2 separate regions of the Mus musculus genome follow, and region 2 is linked to region 1. The links are chromatin loops, found by intact Hi-C in ENCODE. Cell type or tissue: heart. All regions are shown on one strand.

Region 1 (8,000 bases):
CCTACCCACCAGCCCACAGGATCCAATCCATTCCCTTCCTGGCCACCCCAGGCCCAGAGTTTACATGCTGAAATTCCCAGAAGCTGAGACTTCCAAACAAACCCCCCAAGTTTGGATTTATCAGCCACACTATTAAAACAGTAATTTTCAGCTGCCTAATGTTTCCAACTTCTGCTCTAATCCAGCGGGTAAATATTTACAGAGCCTGACACCACTCCTAGGCCACTTGCTCTGCTGCCAAGCACCCATTTCCCTTGCAGCCCCGTTGGTTTGATCCTTTTAGAAGCAGAGAAGGCTGGAGGGAGTATGTGTAGTGCACATGCGCACACGTGCTTGCTGGTGTATGATGAGGGGGAAGAGTCTTCCTCACGGTATATTCTTGGGGTGAAAAGACACATGAGAGAGTCACCCTTGCCCCTTCCTTCTGCATTGGGTTGGGATGCACCCAGATGATTAGCTACCCACCTTCTAATCATGTTTCCACCGCCATCCCCCACGCACATGTGCACAAGCTAGATGCAGGGAATGGGCTTATAGGCTATCCATAGAGACATTTGGGGCCCTGCTTCAATTTGACTATTCGCTAGGGGGTAGCTCTGATCACATCCCTTCAACACTCATTCATCAACTGTGAGATGTAGGTAAGAATGTCCAGCCCTGCGGACAGCTCTCTTCTACCATCTCTTGCCCACTTGAATGAGAACCCCCTTTATACCCATGCTCTAAAGCCACAACAAATGTGAACCCAGGAAGGCCCCACTGTCATCATCTCATTTGTCTGTCTGTTGTTTCCTCCAGAGCTGAGTATTGAGCCAGAGCCTCATGTGCCACCACTGAGCCATACTCTAGCCTTCATTGGTCCTCACTGAGCATCCTTGATGAATGAAGGCTGAGTCATACTCTTCTCCACAGTCTCTACATCCAGCACAAACACAGCCAAGGTACTCAATGAGCAACTCTACACAATTTTTTCCAAGACCTAGAGACTGGTTGGAAGAGGGCCTTGAAGAAGCAAAGGCCAATTTTAGCCTTGAGCCACCCCCAAGAGAAGAGTAAATAAAAAGAAGCAACCCTTGTTTGTAGGATGTTCCATGCACATGGGGGGGGGGTCCATTTCTCTGGCTTCTCTATTTAGAATAGCATCTTGACATTTGATGAACTCTTGCTATGTGAAGCAGAGCACCACGGGATTGCACAGATTAGTTTATTCAGTTATCATCAGCCAAAGAGGATGGAGTCATATTTGAGACATGGGATCACTGCAGCTTAGAAAGGTTCAGTCACTCAGCCAGTGTACACAGGAAATAAAGAAAAGGCAGACCTAGGTTTTAAGCTCAGGTAGTCTGGCTCCAGAGTCCATACTCTTGTCTCGCTGTCTTGTGCCCTATAGTAAATGTTCAATGATCATTTAGAAAATGAACAAATGCTTATCATGTGAATGACGACGCTGGGCACAGTTGTGTATGTTACTGAGATTCACCCACCTCTTTGCTGCTAGGGTATGTGTTTTAATTCCCAATGTTCAGATGAAGAAACCGAGGCTAGAGGATGTGAACTAACCTGAGACGTACTTTCCACTAGCCTAGCTTGCCTCTGGCATCCTGTATGGCTGAAAGGCTCAGGAAAGGATCCAGTGTGCTTTGTTCTTACCTCCTGGTCCATAGAGGGGAGCAGACCTCCTGAACTTCACATAGTCCAGCATGATTTGGACACTGTACCCCTTCAGATGGAGGAAGGAAGACATGTGTCATGTGTCCAAGATCAAGACCTTACAGCAACGGAGAGGCCATATTTGAGCCTATGCAGCAGCCCTGTTTCCAATGTTCCTTCTGGTCTCTCTAGTCTACCCAGGGGTACCTTGGTCCAGCTGGCCCAGCCATGAACACATTTCTTCAAGCTGCAAAATAAGAGGGGTGTAATGAAGAGGAAAGAGTCCAGCAGGGAGAAAATGGGTTGCTTCAGGGCAAGTGGAGTATCAAACAGAGCCCCTGTTATTAGTAATTGTAGCATCATGAGGGGGCCTGGGATGGTGGTGGTGATAATGGTGATCATGATAAAGGTAGAAAATGACAAGGAGGTAGCCCACCCATTGTGGCCTAGCAGGTTCCTCTCTTCACTTCTCATATCAGCCACAGAAAAGATTGTCCAGTGACCCCAGCACTGTATATGCTGCCTAGTATTGTCCTGGGTGCCTAGTGCAGGCGACCTGGTTTCTTGTTCCAGGCCATGGTCCATGCCCTTGGGATGGGTCATTCCTGGAGTATGGGATACTGTTTTGTAACTGCACAGGGACTCCATAAATGTTAGAAATGGCCTTGAACTGACACACACACACACACACACACACACACACACACACATGCCTGGCATAGAGCAGTGGTTGAATGCCATGGTTTCTTTCTTTCCTGGCTAGCCTACCATTCTGGGGTCGAAATTATTTTTTTGTACTTGAATCTGGACCTCATTCCTCTGTGATTTGACCTTGGACCAATCACTTACCAGTCTGTGTCTCAGTCTCATCTAGAGAGTGGGGCAGTGCTAAGATTTATGAAAAATGGAGTCCCTGGGTGTCCCTGAGAAGCAGTGGGACCCAGAGCGGGAGAGTAAAGTCAAATGAGTTGTCTCCCTTGTTCCTCAAGTGTTAAACGTTGTTCTGTTCAACCCTTGTGCCAGGCATTAGGATTTAGAGCAAGCAAAGAGGTTCACACACTCATAGTTGAAGCCTCAGGCATTTTTTTAGCTCTGTGGTGGAGCCCCTGTGGGTGTCTGGGCCAGAACCACCCTGCCTGACTATCTGGGCGATTCCCTGGGGGAGCAGAGGAGGTTGCTGCAGTGTCCCTGAGCCTCTCCTTCCTCCCAGTCTGCTCCTCCTCCCCAAGGCTGTTGAGAGGCTAGGGTGATGGATGGGGCCCTGCCTTCCCCTCACTACTTCTTTGATGAAAAGAAAGAAAAGTCCACCTGAATCTCAAATCAAAAACAGGTGAATTGCCACTCTGGTCTGCAGGAAGGTTGGGGGCTGAGGGGAGAAAGGAGAGGTGATAAATCACACTGTCAGGTGGGGGTTCTACCCTTCAGCTGTGGTAAGGACTTTGGGCTGCCCCAGACCTGCTTTCCTCCTAAGATGGGGGTGTATCAATCACAAAATGTGGGTAGCGGGCAACTGTCCCTAAGCATTGAAGGCTCACAGCAAGTTGCTCCATGGCCAACCCTCCCTCCTCTCCACCAGCCTCCACTGTCGCCTCTACACGTGGGAGGTACAACTCTTCCCTTGTGTTCCAGCATGCTTGAAGTTTGCTAGCACCTTGCCCACTGAGGTAGGAGTGTGTGTGTGTGTGTGTGTGTGTGTGTGTGTGTGTGTGCTCGCACATGCTCATACCTGCACTCACTCAGGCTTGCTCACTTTGTTGTGTGTATCTGGGCAAGTCCCTGGCTCTCTCTGAACTTTGGCTTCTGTCTTTGAACCACAAAGGGGTTCTTTTAGAAGCTAAAAAATGACAGGCAGATAGATAATGGACCTTGCATTTGTATCCTAGGAAGGGTGGCATGGGAGCCCTGGGTGTCCCATACATTGGTATGGCACTTCCTTCTGCCCAAACTTGTGCACTGATACTGTGCAATGATAGACCATGGATCCCTGGACTTGGTAAACAACTATCCCAGAAGACTGTCAGCACACTGAGAGTGTGACCCTAATCCAATCCTGATCTGTTTCTCTTGCAGCAGAGACACAGCAGGGCCTCAATGTCAACAGTACATAGTCTTTGAAAGTGGTGCGGTGTGGGTGGTGGGTGGTTGGGGGCTGTGAGAGCAAAGGGCAAAGCTGAGCAGGGCACTATTTAGATCTCCAGAGACTGACTGATAGGGAGGGGGCGGATTAAGGGATGGGAGAGACCTCAGAGTTCTATCTACTATATAAAGGCTAACTAGACCCCTGGGAGATGATACAGGAAAAATCACAACACGAGGGCCAGGCTGTAGAATAGGCCCCACCCAGGCTTTGGGTTCAAATCTTCCAGTCTCAGGAGAAGCTGTGTCTGCTATGAGAACTGAAGAGTTTCTGATCTAGCCTGATCCACACCCAAATTCCAGCAGCTAGATGCTGCCAGCCTGACTCCCACTGTCTACCTACACAAGCCTGGGGGCTGTAGCACCCTAGACTCGAAGCCAGGAGCGACTTGCAGCCTCCAGGAAGGCTGGACAGGAGCCAGAACCTTCCACGTTGGCTTCTGACTCTTGCAGTTCCAGACCTTCAGAAGAGCAAGGGTAGAAGGAGCAGGAGAGGAAAGGTGGAGAAGAGCGAGCTGGAGAGGATGCAAGGAAGAGGGAAGCACGGGGAACGAAAGCTCGAAGTCCTTAAGGGGGAAATAAAAAGAAGGAGAGAACAGTCCACTGAGCACGGACTTGGGCGAAGACACAGGCAGAGCAGAGAATGGAGGGTGGGGGGTAATACAGAGACACCCCTAAAAGGGACAAGCTGTGGAACAGAGCAGGAAAGAGGGGTCGCCAGAGGGGCAGAGAAAGGACCCCAGCCCAGGGGTCCCCCTCCCTACATTTCTGTGAGCTCCCCAGAGGCGGTGGGGGCAAACTGAAAATGAAACACCTCGTCCCCGGGCCCAGGGATGTGACCCTCAGAGTAAGAGGATTAGGGAGGCTTCCAAGAGGAAATGGGGAGGGTGCCAGGAATGGGGGAGCCGAACATAAACTCCCGCTGCCCCCCCCCCCCAAGCCAGGAGAAAGCTTGCGGACCATCGCACTTGAGCCATGGAGTACCAGTGCCCCCTTGTGGCACAGGGCCGACTGGAAAACTGCTGGTGCGTGGGGGCTGGGGTGGCAGGGGTGGCAGGGGTGGTATGGGTGGTTTGCGTCCCACACAGGACTTTGGACTCCTGGAGTCTGCCGGTGTGAGAGAACATCTGAGATGGACTAGTGACTGTCCAGGACCTCCAAAGCCTGAAAAACATCAATGAAGACTGAACTGTGAGCCTGAGGTTCTCTGTCCCTCCCTCCCTTTCTCTGGAGCACACCAGGCAATCTGCAGGCCACAGGGCAGGCAAAGGCCTGCGCTCCCCTCCACTGTGCCTGCTCCAATGTTAGGTGTACAGCTCCGCTTTTAGTATCCCGGTCTCCCAGTCTCGCAGTCTTGTATCTGGGCCTCTAGGTGCCTCCCACTCAACTCCCAAGAGCTGCTTCCCTTGGTAGCATATGCATGAGTGCTTGCTGGTGCAGGGGTGGGGTGTGCATGTGAGTGTGCTTTGTGCACAGTGGCCTGTCCCAGCGCAGAGTGGAACTGGGAATGTCTTTTGCCTGGGAGAGTCAGGAGCCTTAGGTTTCAATTAGTCTTCATCATTGACTTGCTGTGCAATTTTGAGCATATTCTTACCCATTCTGTAAGTCTACCCCTCCCCATCTAAAGCCGGAAGGGCTGGTTTTAATGGTTTTACCATACCCAAAGACAGAGCTTGATTAAGAAAGGAGTCCCTACGCTCTTCACTGTGATTCCGAGAGGTGATTTGCACAAACCTGAGGACATCCCACCTAACCATGAGCTGGAACCTCCTCCAGTGTGCCCTCATCAGTGTCCCTACTCCACATTTGCCCAGTGAGGCATGTGTGTATGTGGGGTGGGGTGGGGTGGTCTGTACTCAGGCCTGCTCACAACCTGGGATGCCTTCTGTCCAGGAAGGGCTCACTGATGAGAGGGGGTAGTTCTGAGTCTCTCTTGCTCAACTCAGAGTGCAGCACCCGGTCTATTGGGTCTATTGGTGAGCTCCAGTCTGGGAGAGGAGAAATCTGAGCCTGCTGGCGGCTTCCCCAGGAGGGAGTGGAGTGTAGAGGTGAAGAGCAGCAGGAGGATGCACCTGGCTCAGCAGGAGAGAGCCCTGGGAGGGAGCAGGGCAGGGCACCCTAGTCCGAGGATAACCAGGGAGTAGGAGGAGTTGAGGAGCTCTGGTTTCCAAGGAAGTTTGATGCTTGAGCCTGTGGTCCAGGTTTCTGTATCTGCAAAATAAAGGTAAGAGCGCTCCAACGGCAAAGCAATCGGGAACAATAGATGAATTCACAGAGATCAGCAGCTAAGACATTCACTGGCACCTAGTGCGTGCTTTGTTTGTTCGCTTGCTTTTTTGAGACACTGTCTTGTGTCTTGTTCCTCTGCCTTATTTTTTTTTTTTTTTTGCACTGTTCTTTAAATTATCATTGCATATGTGCAGTGGGACATGTGTCATGGTGCACATGTGGAGGTCAGATGACATCTTTGTGGTGTCAGATCTTCCATTTTTCCCCCTCTTTTGGCTTTTTGAGACAGGGTTTCTTTGTGTAGCCCTGGCTGTCCTGGAGGAACAAGCTGACCTCCACTTCAGAGATCCACCTGCCTCTGCCTCCTGACCTGGCTTTCCTTCCACCTTTCTGTGTATTCTGGAGATTGAACTCGGGTCACCAGGCTTATATGTCAAGTACCTTTACCCACTGAGCCACCTTGCTGGCCCTACTTTGCTTTTTTGTTGTTGTTGGTGGTGGTTTTTTTGTTTGTTTGTTTTTTGTTTTGTTTTGTTTTGTTTTTTTGTTTTTTTGTTTTTTGTTTTTTTTTTTTTTTGAGACAGGGTTTCTCTGTGTAGCCCTGGCTGTCCTGAAACTCACTTTGTAGACCAGGCTGGCCTCGAACTCAGAAATTCGCCTGCCTCTGCCTCCTGAGTGCTGGGATTAAAGGCGTGCACCTCCACTCCCGGCTCCCACTTTACTTTTTAAGACAGGGTCTCTTACTGAACCCAGAACTTGACAATTGGCTGGCTAGTGAACTCCAGAACCTGTTCCCATGCCTCCTTAGCACTGAGTTACAGATGTATCTCAAACCATACTCAGACCTTCTGTTGCTAATTTTTCATCTCCAGCTTTTGGCTGGGTGCTAGGGATCTAAACTCATATCCTCATGCTTGAAGAGCAAGGACTTTGCCCGCTGAGCCTTATTCCCAAGCACCCTGATCTTGATCATCTACTCCAACTGTGTCTATTTCCTGGGTGCTGGGATTAGAAGTCACTGCAGGCATATGCCAGTGTGTCTGATTTATGCCTTGCTGGGAACTGAACTCTAGTCTTCCTGCTTGACAGGTAAGTATACTACTAACTAAGCTGTGTATCTCCAGACCTTCTTTTGCTGTTTTGTTTTTTGTTTTTCCTGGAAACCCTTTCTTGGAACATACTAGTCAGAGGAATTCTGTAACGTTCTAGCTGGCAGGACTTTATAGATGATGGCTGCGAGCACTGGTTCTCAACCTTCATAATGCTGGGACCCTTTCATACAGTTCCTCATGCTGCTGTGAGCCCTAACCATAAGATTATTTTCAATGCTACTTCATAACTGTCATTTTGCTACTGTTATGAATCATAATGTAATGTGTGTATTTTCTGATTGTCTTTTTTGTTTATTTATTTGTTTGTTTGTTTTTTGAGACAGGGTTTCTCTGTGTGTACTGGAACTCACTCTGTAGGCCTCTTAAGTGCTGGGATTAAAGGCATGCGCCACGACGCCTGGCTTTCCTGATGGTCTTAGGTGTCCCCTGTGAAAGGGTCATAGATCACACACACACAAAGGGGCTGTGGCCCACAGGTTAAGAAACACTGGGTTAGAAGATTTGAACAAGTTCAAATTCTATTCCTCACACTGTGGTACCCACTGTGAATGCAAGTATAATGAAGCCCAGAGAGGGGGAGACACTGACTTAAGGTTACACAGCAGACTGTGGCTCAGCTGAGGGTTCTTTACTGCCAGGCCCAACCCTCTGTCTCCTTTTCCCCCTTCCCCAGCTGGGTATCCTCTGGAACCTTTGCATGCAGCTGTGGTCCTAAATTTCAATTGGGTCTTGGCCAGCGTCCCAGTGGCTGGGCCAAAGCTCCAAGACAGGCTAGGAGCCCTTCCTTTGATTTGGTGGAGGTTCTGGTTTGATCCTTCATTTCATGTCCATCGGAGTCAGAGTTTTTCCAGCTGGATTAACCTTTGAGGTCAC
Region 2 (8,000 bases), 440 kb before region 1:
CTCTCATTTTCCAAGCTCTCTTGGGTTAAGCCATTTGCCTGAACAGGGCCTACAGACTTGTTGCAGGTGCTAGGAATCCAGGATGGGATCAAAGGGTCATGAGACAGTAGAGAGACACAGGGAGGGAGAGAGACTGGGCTTGGTGGAGTTCTTCTCATTGCAGACACTATCAGCCTGACCAGAACTGGGCTGTCACCTGACAGATCAAGGTGATCTCAGTGCAAACACCCATAAAGCAGGCATGCAGCTGGAGCAGGAATAGGGAGGAGATAGGGAGAAAGAATGGCTGAACCTTTGGCCTTAGAGATCACCCCCACATTGCCTGGCCGCCGTTGTGAAACACCCTTCCGAAGCATAGGGCTCTGCAGTATAGCTCTAGGGTCCTGGAACAGATGTAGGGGTCGGGGGAGGGAGAGTAGGGTAAGCTCTCTCCATCCTATCCTCTCCCTGAGCCAGACCTAGAGACAGTCATTTTGGGGAAAGCCAAGGCATTCACTGGAGGCGGGAAGTTAGCTTGGGCCCAACCTGGAAATCAGCTGCCCTCCTTTAGGAGGCTTGGGAAGTGCTCATGGGTGAGGCTAAGCTTCTTAGAGACCATTCCGACTAAAGATGGCAGAGCAGAGGACAGGGTGCCACTGCAGTGAACTCAAAGCCTCGGGCTTTTTATGTTTGAAGCAGGGCAGTGCATAATGTCAGGGATGTCGCAAGCACTAAACAAAGGTGTTGCAGCACCACATGAAAGCAGTCGCCTACTGGTTCTGGCTTCCAGGGTGCACTGGGCTAACGAAGGGGGTTCTTCTTTGCCTGGAGGGAGTGGTATGTACAACTATAGGAGGGGCAGAAAGGGGGCACAGAGATAATTGTTGAGAGATCAGAGGGTGGCCAGCATCACTGGGTTCACCAGTTGGCATGGCATCAAGGGTCAGAATTCTTGCTCCTTGCTCCTTTCTTTGCTTTTCCAGGTGTTGCCTCTGGCTGGTCTTGGTGGCTCAGCAAAAACACCACTCCTCAGCCCAGAGCCTTGTGATAGAACAGAGAGCTGTGAGGAGAAAGTCAAGTTGTTTGTCCAGATGGCCTGACTTCTCTGCCTCCTGGCAGTGTGGCCTTGGGCGAATAGTTTCACTGCTCTGTGCATAGAGTATAAGGCAGGCAGAGAGAGGTCAAGGACGTGAGTCACAGAAGCAAAGGTCGCCTTCTCATCTCCATAGGGACCGTGAACATGAGAAATGGAGGCTTAGACTCTAGGTTCCGTAAGGCCAGAACCTCTCCTTGCCCAGCCAGTGCTCGACAAAGGTGGGGAGGGGTCTGGTTTGCATGTGAATGTGGACATGTGTGTGAAACTAGAGGGGATTGGAAAATGTATGTGCAGCACACAAAACTTGTGTGAACTGGTACGAATGTGTGTCACTAGGGATGAGAGTGTCTTCCTGGGAGGCTCTATGGAAGAATAAGAGTTTCCATTTAGTAAGCTCTGTGGTAGGCCAGGTATGAGGCCGAGCCTAGGCGGGCACATTATCTCATTAAATACTCCCAGGAAGCTGAGAAGGAGGAATGACCGCCAGGCCACAGAACACTAACAGGCCCTTCAGAGGTGAGGGGATTTGCCCAAGTCCCTGAAAGCTAGCCTCTCTTCCCGTTTATGAGTGTGGGCAGCTGGGCCCAAAAAAGGCACAGCTCGTGTTTGTGTGTGTGTGTGTGTGTGTGTGTGTGTGTGTGTGTGTGTGGTGTCTACACATGGTGCCCAGAGCCTGAAGTTTCCTGTGGCTACTATATGTTTTTTTTTTAACACACTTAGGTAGGCCTGAGGCCTCACAATGCTTGACACTCCTGTGGTCAAGGGGTCTTTACACCACTTGTAAAGTGTGTGTTGACACAATGACCTGACAGTCTGTGGGCTAGTAAGTGCTTAGATAGAAGAATGGTCACATCCCCCACGGATCCTGCCTTCCTCTCAGGCTCCTCTAGAGAATTATCTTTTTCCCCTCAGTCGGGGAACCTGGATCTCTCTCTATAACTGAGAACCTCCTAGGGTCAGGCTGGGGTGGGAAATTTCTCAGCTGCGGGCCCTGATCGAAGCAGAGAGTGCACATCTAGTCTAACCCTGCTCCTGAGGCCCCTGTAGCTAGTGTGGCCAGGCTGAGGCAGAGGGGCCGTGGCATGACCAGAGATGAGCAGTGTGTGGAACAAGTCTGGACCTAAGAGACCTATCTTCATCTTCCACTGTCCCCTTTGCCCAGAATTAGATGTTGGCACTCAGAAAATACCTCTGTCTTCCTGTTTCCCAAGTCTGGTAGCTCCCATTTAGTGTCCTCTGGAGGGGCACAAGGCATGTTGGCCATGAAAAGGAAAACTCTGGGGCCAACCTGGGATAGTGACCCTGTCTGAGAAGCACTTTGCTCTATGGCCAAAATTAATGACCCTTCCTAGGATTAGTGACCTTCTGAGACCTGCGAATGAGGAGCAGTGATCTGGCCATCCTGGGGGCTGTGGTTTTCCAGGAACCTCGAAGCTTGTAATTTACAATAAGCCAAGAGAGTGAGTATGCATGGAGCATCTGCAAGTGGGTCCATCTGTATAGTACAAGGAATGGCTGTAAAATTGGGGACAGAGACACCAGGAACGACCCCAGGGATAGGTCAGGATATGTCAATCGTGAGCCTTAGTTTCCCTCTTTAAGTAAAAATGGGGATAGCAGAACTGATTTCAAAGGATGGTGAAAGAAAATCATCCGCAGTGGTCCGTGATGCCTTGTAGGGACTTTGTAAGCAGCTGGCTGCTTTCTAGATTCACATCTGGAAGTCCTTTGATGGCAGGGGTCTCAGGTGGACTGCTGGTGTGTCTTTCTACCTTATTTGTATCTCTCCTTGTTCTGCTTGCATCCCAGTGCAGAGTCCAATTGGGAAAACAAAGGCCCTAGAGTGTGTACCCAGAGCCATTGAATGTTGCAAGGTCTCTGGCTCCAAAGGTGGGAGAACCCCACATAGATGCCCCCACTAGAACGACAGAGATGATTAGATGATGCAGTGAAGGACTCAAGAATGGACATGGAACTCATAAATGGCAAAGCCCCTAAAGGATGGGGCTCAGACCGTTATCTCCATAGAGAAGCAACAAGAAGGAACTGGAATTTGGTTCTTTGGTCCTTCTTACCTTGCCTAGTAAGTCTAAAGTTAGAACCCGATTCATTACAAAAAGAAAAGAGGAGGCAGCGAGGAGGAGAAAAAGGAGGGGCGCGAATATAGGAAGCCTTTCTAACCTTTGAAGTCCCCAAGCCCAGATCTTTCCCACCTTTCTTACATGAGTGGCCAGTGGCCGGCTCTTGCTACTGCCATGCCTACCTCTGAGCGCTTTGAGTGCCAGACTTGCTCAGCAGGCTCTAGGTGGGAGGCCTCCGCTTATCCCGGGAGCCCGCAAGTCTATAGAAGGCCAGCAGGGGGAGACATTAGCACGTGGGTACGTCCGCTGGGACCTGAGAAAAGCGAGTAGGTCAGACCGGGAGGGTCTGAGCTATGGGATTGAGCCAAATTATAAGCAAAGAGACAAGGAGGGGCGGAGAGAATGGGCCAGTGCTGGGAGACAAAGACCCAGATGGTGAGGCCGAGGCCGGGAAAGGCTGGAGTCCGGAATCTCAGGGCCCAGATGCCTGCTTTTGCTCTTTCAAAAGGCTTCTCTTCTGCTCCTTTCTCCCCTGTCCTAGAGCTTTCTGTACAGTTTGTGACCTCTCGTCCCTACTTGCCTGCTCCTGGCCCTTTCGTATGCCTTCAGACAGGACTGACTAAATCTGTGTGCCTGGAGTTTGGGGTGGAGGGTCTCAAAGGGCTCGCTCTCGAAGATGAAAATTTTAAAGGCTTGGTTCACTAGATGCAAATAAATTCCTCCTCCCCTTTGGACACAATACTTTTTCTGAGTCTCCACTGCCCATAGCTCTAACCTCTAATAGTCTAATAGACTCTTGTCGTGGTCAATGCAAAAAAGGAGTGCATTACGAGGACAGGAAGACGGGGTCCAACAGAGTGTAGGTAGTGACTGGACTGGGAGCAGGCAGGCTGACAGAAGTGGGCACCGAGTGGGATTCTGGGGCTGGTACGCGAGTATGCGCATGTGGGGTGTGTTTGTGTGTATAAAAAGAACACAAGGACGGTGCTTTCTGGAGGTACTTGGGACAGGGTTTGTCTGCTCTAGGTCAGTGGGCCGGGTGCTGACCGGGTGTGCATGAGAGCAGGCCAGCAGCTTTTGGGAAGCGCCAACTTCCCTAGAACTCCCTGGGAACCAGACTAAGCGGGACAGAGGCATAACCGCAAGAGCCGCACATTCAGATTCGTGCCATCGAGAGAGCAGCGTCCTTATGAGCTCCCCGAAGCCCCACCCCTTCCTGCTCTGTGGGCGTGGTATGGGGCAAGGACCCCGTCACAGAGCTTTCTATTGGTTCGAAGGAGCAGGGTTGGCCTTGTGCTCGCCTGAGCAGGAGAGTAGAAAGCTCAGCGGCAGCGGAGGGAGTCTATGCGCGCTGGACAGCAGTGGGGGGTGTGTGTGATTCGCACTGACTGCAGACACTCGGGCTCAATCGCCGGGGATTAAGGACTTGGCGACCGGGCTGCCGGGCTACCCGGCCGAGGCTTCAGAGGTGCAAATCGACGGGACTGATTTGCTCGGCAGGGCCGTACTAGCCTTTTAAGTATACTGAGAAGGGCCGGTGCTAAAGTAGAAGCTGTCGTGGGACGCGCCGGCGCGGAGTCCCACTGTGGCCCGGAGGAACGGAGTCCGTGTTAGGGGGACCCAGTCGGGAGCCTGGGGACCGAGCTCGCATTGTTGGGAGACAACCCGCCTCTTCTTCCCAGAGGCGTCAATCCCAGGACGGTCGAGGCGTCGGGGCAGCCACTGAGCGCTCTTCAGGGAGACCCGATCGGGGAGAGGACTTGCAGTCTCAAACAATCTGGGAGAGCCGAGCGGAATCCGGCGGGATCACTCGGGGGCGGCGAGCCCCCGTCGCGCCTCGTGCGGCGGAGAGGCCAGGGAAGAAAGTCCTCGGAGGCCGCAGCCCATGCGCGGGTTGGGGACGCCTGCCCAGTGAGTCCTCCTGGCCAGCCGGGCGAAGGAGAGCGACCCCGAGGCCAGCGGGAGGGGAGTGCTTCAAGGCCGGCGGCTGCGGAGGATGGGCGCCTGAGTGGCTCCGAGCGCTGCGCGGCACGGGCAGGCGAGGCGAGCTTTGCTGAGGAGGCGCTAGGGGATCCTGAAGTGCATTCTGCCCCGGGGAAAATGGCCCGGCCTGGGCAGCGTTGGCTCAGCAAGTGGCTTGTGGCTATGGTCGTGCTGACGCTGTGCCGGCTTGCCACGCCGTTGGCCAAGAACCTGGAGCCCGTGTCCTGGAGCTCTCTTAACCCTAAGTGAGTAACTTATCTACTCTGGTCCCTGGGGGTGGGAGGCACTTCTTCGGGGTGAGGTCGTGCACCCCCAAGTGCGTGGGGGGGGTTGTCCGTAGGAGGTGCGGCGCCCTATTTTATATCTGGCCTTTTCTAGTGTTTTCTTGCGGGCAGTCGGGGTAGGGTGCGGAAGGGTGGGGTGGGGGCACTTAGCTGCGTTTCGATCCTTCGGTTTGGCCCTACTCTCAAGTCCGGATCGCGTCTGTTGGTCACACCAGGCAGATATAGAATGTCTGGGCGCTCCAGAGCGCACCCGAGAGCTGGGTGGGGGCGAGTAAGCAGCCCACTCCAGGGCCTCTGGGAACGTGGTGGTTTTCACTCACAGCCACTCCAGGGGTGAGATCGACCTGAGCAAGGGACCAGGCCAGAACACAGGTTCCTCATTTGCTTAGGTGTCAGGGCGGCTCAGGACCTAGCGCCCCGGGGCGAGTGGCAGCATCTGTATATCTTCTCCAGCTTCTCCCATTTTCATTTGTCTTTCTTCCCTGTCTGTTTGCCTCCCTGTCTTTCTCTTTGCCGTCTCTTCTTGCACACTCCCCCCCCCCCCCCATTTCTCTCTGCCGGGGAGGTAGAAAGGCGGGCGCTGCTTCCAGGCTCACAAAGGCGGCGGGTGGAGAAGGGCGGAGTGGAAGAGGGTTTGTTTGAGAAGGGGGTTCGATCCAGTGCCCGTCGGGGGTCCAGTTGAGCTAGGCACCAGAGCTTCTAGAGCTATCAGGGCTGAGAATGGTAGTGGAGCCAGCGAGGGAGGTGGGTGGGGAACGTGTGATTCCTGTCCAGGCAGGTCCAACCCCCCCCCCCCCAAGGACTGGAGAGCCATGCTTAGATTTCTCCTATGGTTGGGGGTAGTGATATAAAGGAGGCCCTTTTCTTTCTTCTCCTTCTCCTTCCTAACTCTGCCCCCTCCCATCTCTAAACAACACACACCTTTCAGGGCGGTGGCTCAGTGGTTTCTGGGCTGTTGGTGGGGAGTAGCTTAGGCTGTTGTGACCTCTGGACCTTTTTCTCTTTTGGCATCTAGGACTCACCGTGGAACTCAGGGTTGTAATCTCTCTTCTCATTTTCTGGCAGTCCAGTTGTGGACAACACAGTTAGTGGAAACCTGGGAGGGGGAGGGGGAGGCGCTTGACCTGTTCCCAGATTCCTGTTTCTGGAATTTCCTCCTGTCCACTCTTGTGGGCTCTCTGCTAACTTCCTAGGTTCTTGCCTGCCTTAGCCCCTCGAGTCCCAGGGATGAAAGTGAGAGAAGAGGTCTTCTTGTTTTCTCCTTGGGTTAAGGTAGGATCCCATTACTGATCCTTGGCTAAAGTAGGGTCAGGATAGAGGTTTTTGCCTCTGTACAAGGAAAGGGGCTGACTGGCCAGGATTTCTACCTTACTCAGAAGCCTGTTTGGTCACCGTGCCTTCACTGCTGGGGCTCAAATGGTTTGGGGGAACCCTCTAGACTGTTAAGCCCATGGGAAGAGCTTGTGAAGTGCCCAGTTCTTCGATGTAAGGGTGAAGGCTGGAAGTGCTCTTTAGCTAGGGGACTTGCAATCCCCCTAGGGTAGCCTGTCCCAGGAGCTCATGGGAGTGACCTAATTGCTCTCTTGGGTCTAGATACCGTGCAGCTCCGCAGCTGGAGAAGAGCCCTCCTGCAGAGTTGAGGTTGCTGGGAGAAACAGGATCCCTGGGAGCGCCCCTCTTTATGTGTTCTCTGCCTTTAGAGTCACAGAGCAGTTTCCAAGCTTGAGGGCTGTGTCCCCTCTGCTCTCTATCCAGTCCACGTCAAGCTGAGGACAGGTGTCCTGGGGATTTGGAGAGGACTGACTTTGGACTCAAGTAGAACCTGCCTAGATTCTATCCCATAATTGAGCAGATTCTGGGAACAGTTTAGACTGATCCTGGTGGTTCCCAGACCCCATTTCACCGATGCTCAGGGGTCTGGAATGCAGTCTATGTCTGTGTTTGTTGGCACAGGGTGCAGGGCAGGAGGACAGGACCAAGGCACTGCCCTCAGCTCCAGGGGCTGCCTGTGCCACCGCACCCAACCCTCAGGCTGCCCCGGCTTTTTAAATAAATACTGTCTCTCTCTGCTTCCGTGTGTCCTGTCGAGTTCTCCCTCTCAGGCCGACATTGTTGCCTGCTCACACCCTGTGAGTGGAACTCACCTCTCTCTCTCTCTCTCTCTCTCTCTCTCTCTCTCTCTCTCTCTCTCCAGCCAGGCTCGCCTGCTCTCCCTCTTTCTCACACTCCCTCTCACTCTTAGTCACTCTCTGCCTCTTTTTCTCAAGTCCTTTTGTTTCTCGCACATGCCCGTGCTCTCCCTCGCAGGCTCATTTTCTCTTATCCCTCCCCTCTTCCTCTCCTGGCTTTTGGTCCCCTCTCCTCAGCCCTGTCAGGAGCTGGCACCCCTCCCTCTAAAAATCTCCCAGTGCCTATAAACCCTGCTTAATTGCTTCCTCCTAGGGAAAAAAAATCAAAATAAAGAAGTGATGGGGTCTGCTTCTAGGTTCCAGGGCGCACGCAGCCCCGGCTCTAGGGAGCTGGAAGGGCCGGCTGAAGACTGCCCGTCTTACCTATCTCCTGAACTGCTGCTAAGGG

Evidence for each region. Hi-C counts contacts between places; a loop is a spot of excess contacts. Peaks named below come from ENCODE experiments on the same cell type or tissue, not always from the same donor. Only the 100,000 strongest peaks of a DNase experiment are listed, where the experiment ranks them.
Region 2: it touches region 1 in a loop (11-fold over the local background); 24 of 42 quality-filtered maps call a loop at or near these places.

The regions. Positions count from the first base shown.
Region 1 is chrX:99,570,184-99,578,183 of GRCm38, forward strand. No RefSeq gene overlaps it. Among named protein-coding and RNA genes, the nearest start is that of Gm31155, 17 kb to the left of the region's middle. In heart, a CTCF peak has its summit at 4,779 (motif pointing left); no DNase peak of the experiment used is centred here; H3K4me3 peaks cover 494 bases; H3K27ac peaks cover 288 bases; H3K27me3 peaks cover 5,137 bases.
Region 2 is chrX:99,131,630-99,139,629 of GRCm38, forward strand. It overlaps Efnb1 (ephrin B1), which reads left to right and starts at 4,432. Exons shown (of 5, transcript NM_010110.5): 1 at 4,432-5,384. The coding sequence starts at 5,257. In heart, a CTCF peak has its summit at 3,414 (motif pointing right); DNase peaks (open chromatin) are centred at 3,432, 4,362 and 6,762; H3K4me3 peaks cover 4,530 bases; H3K27ac peaks cover 4,579 bases; H3K27me3 peaks cover 3,526 bases.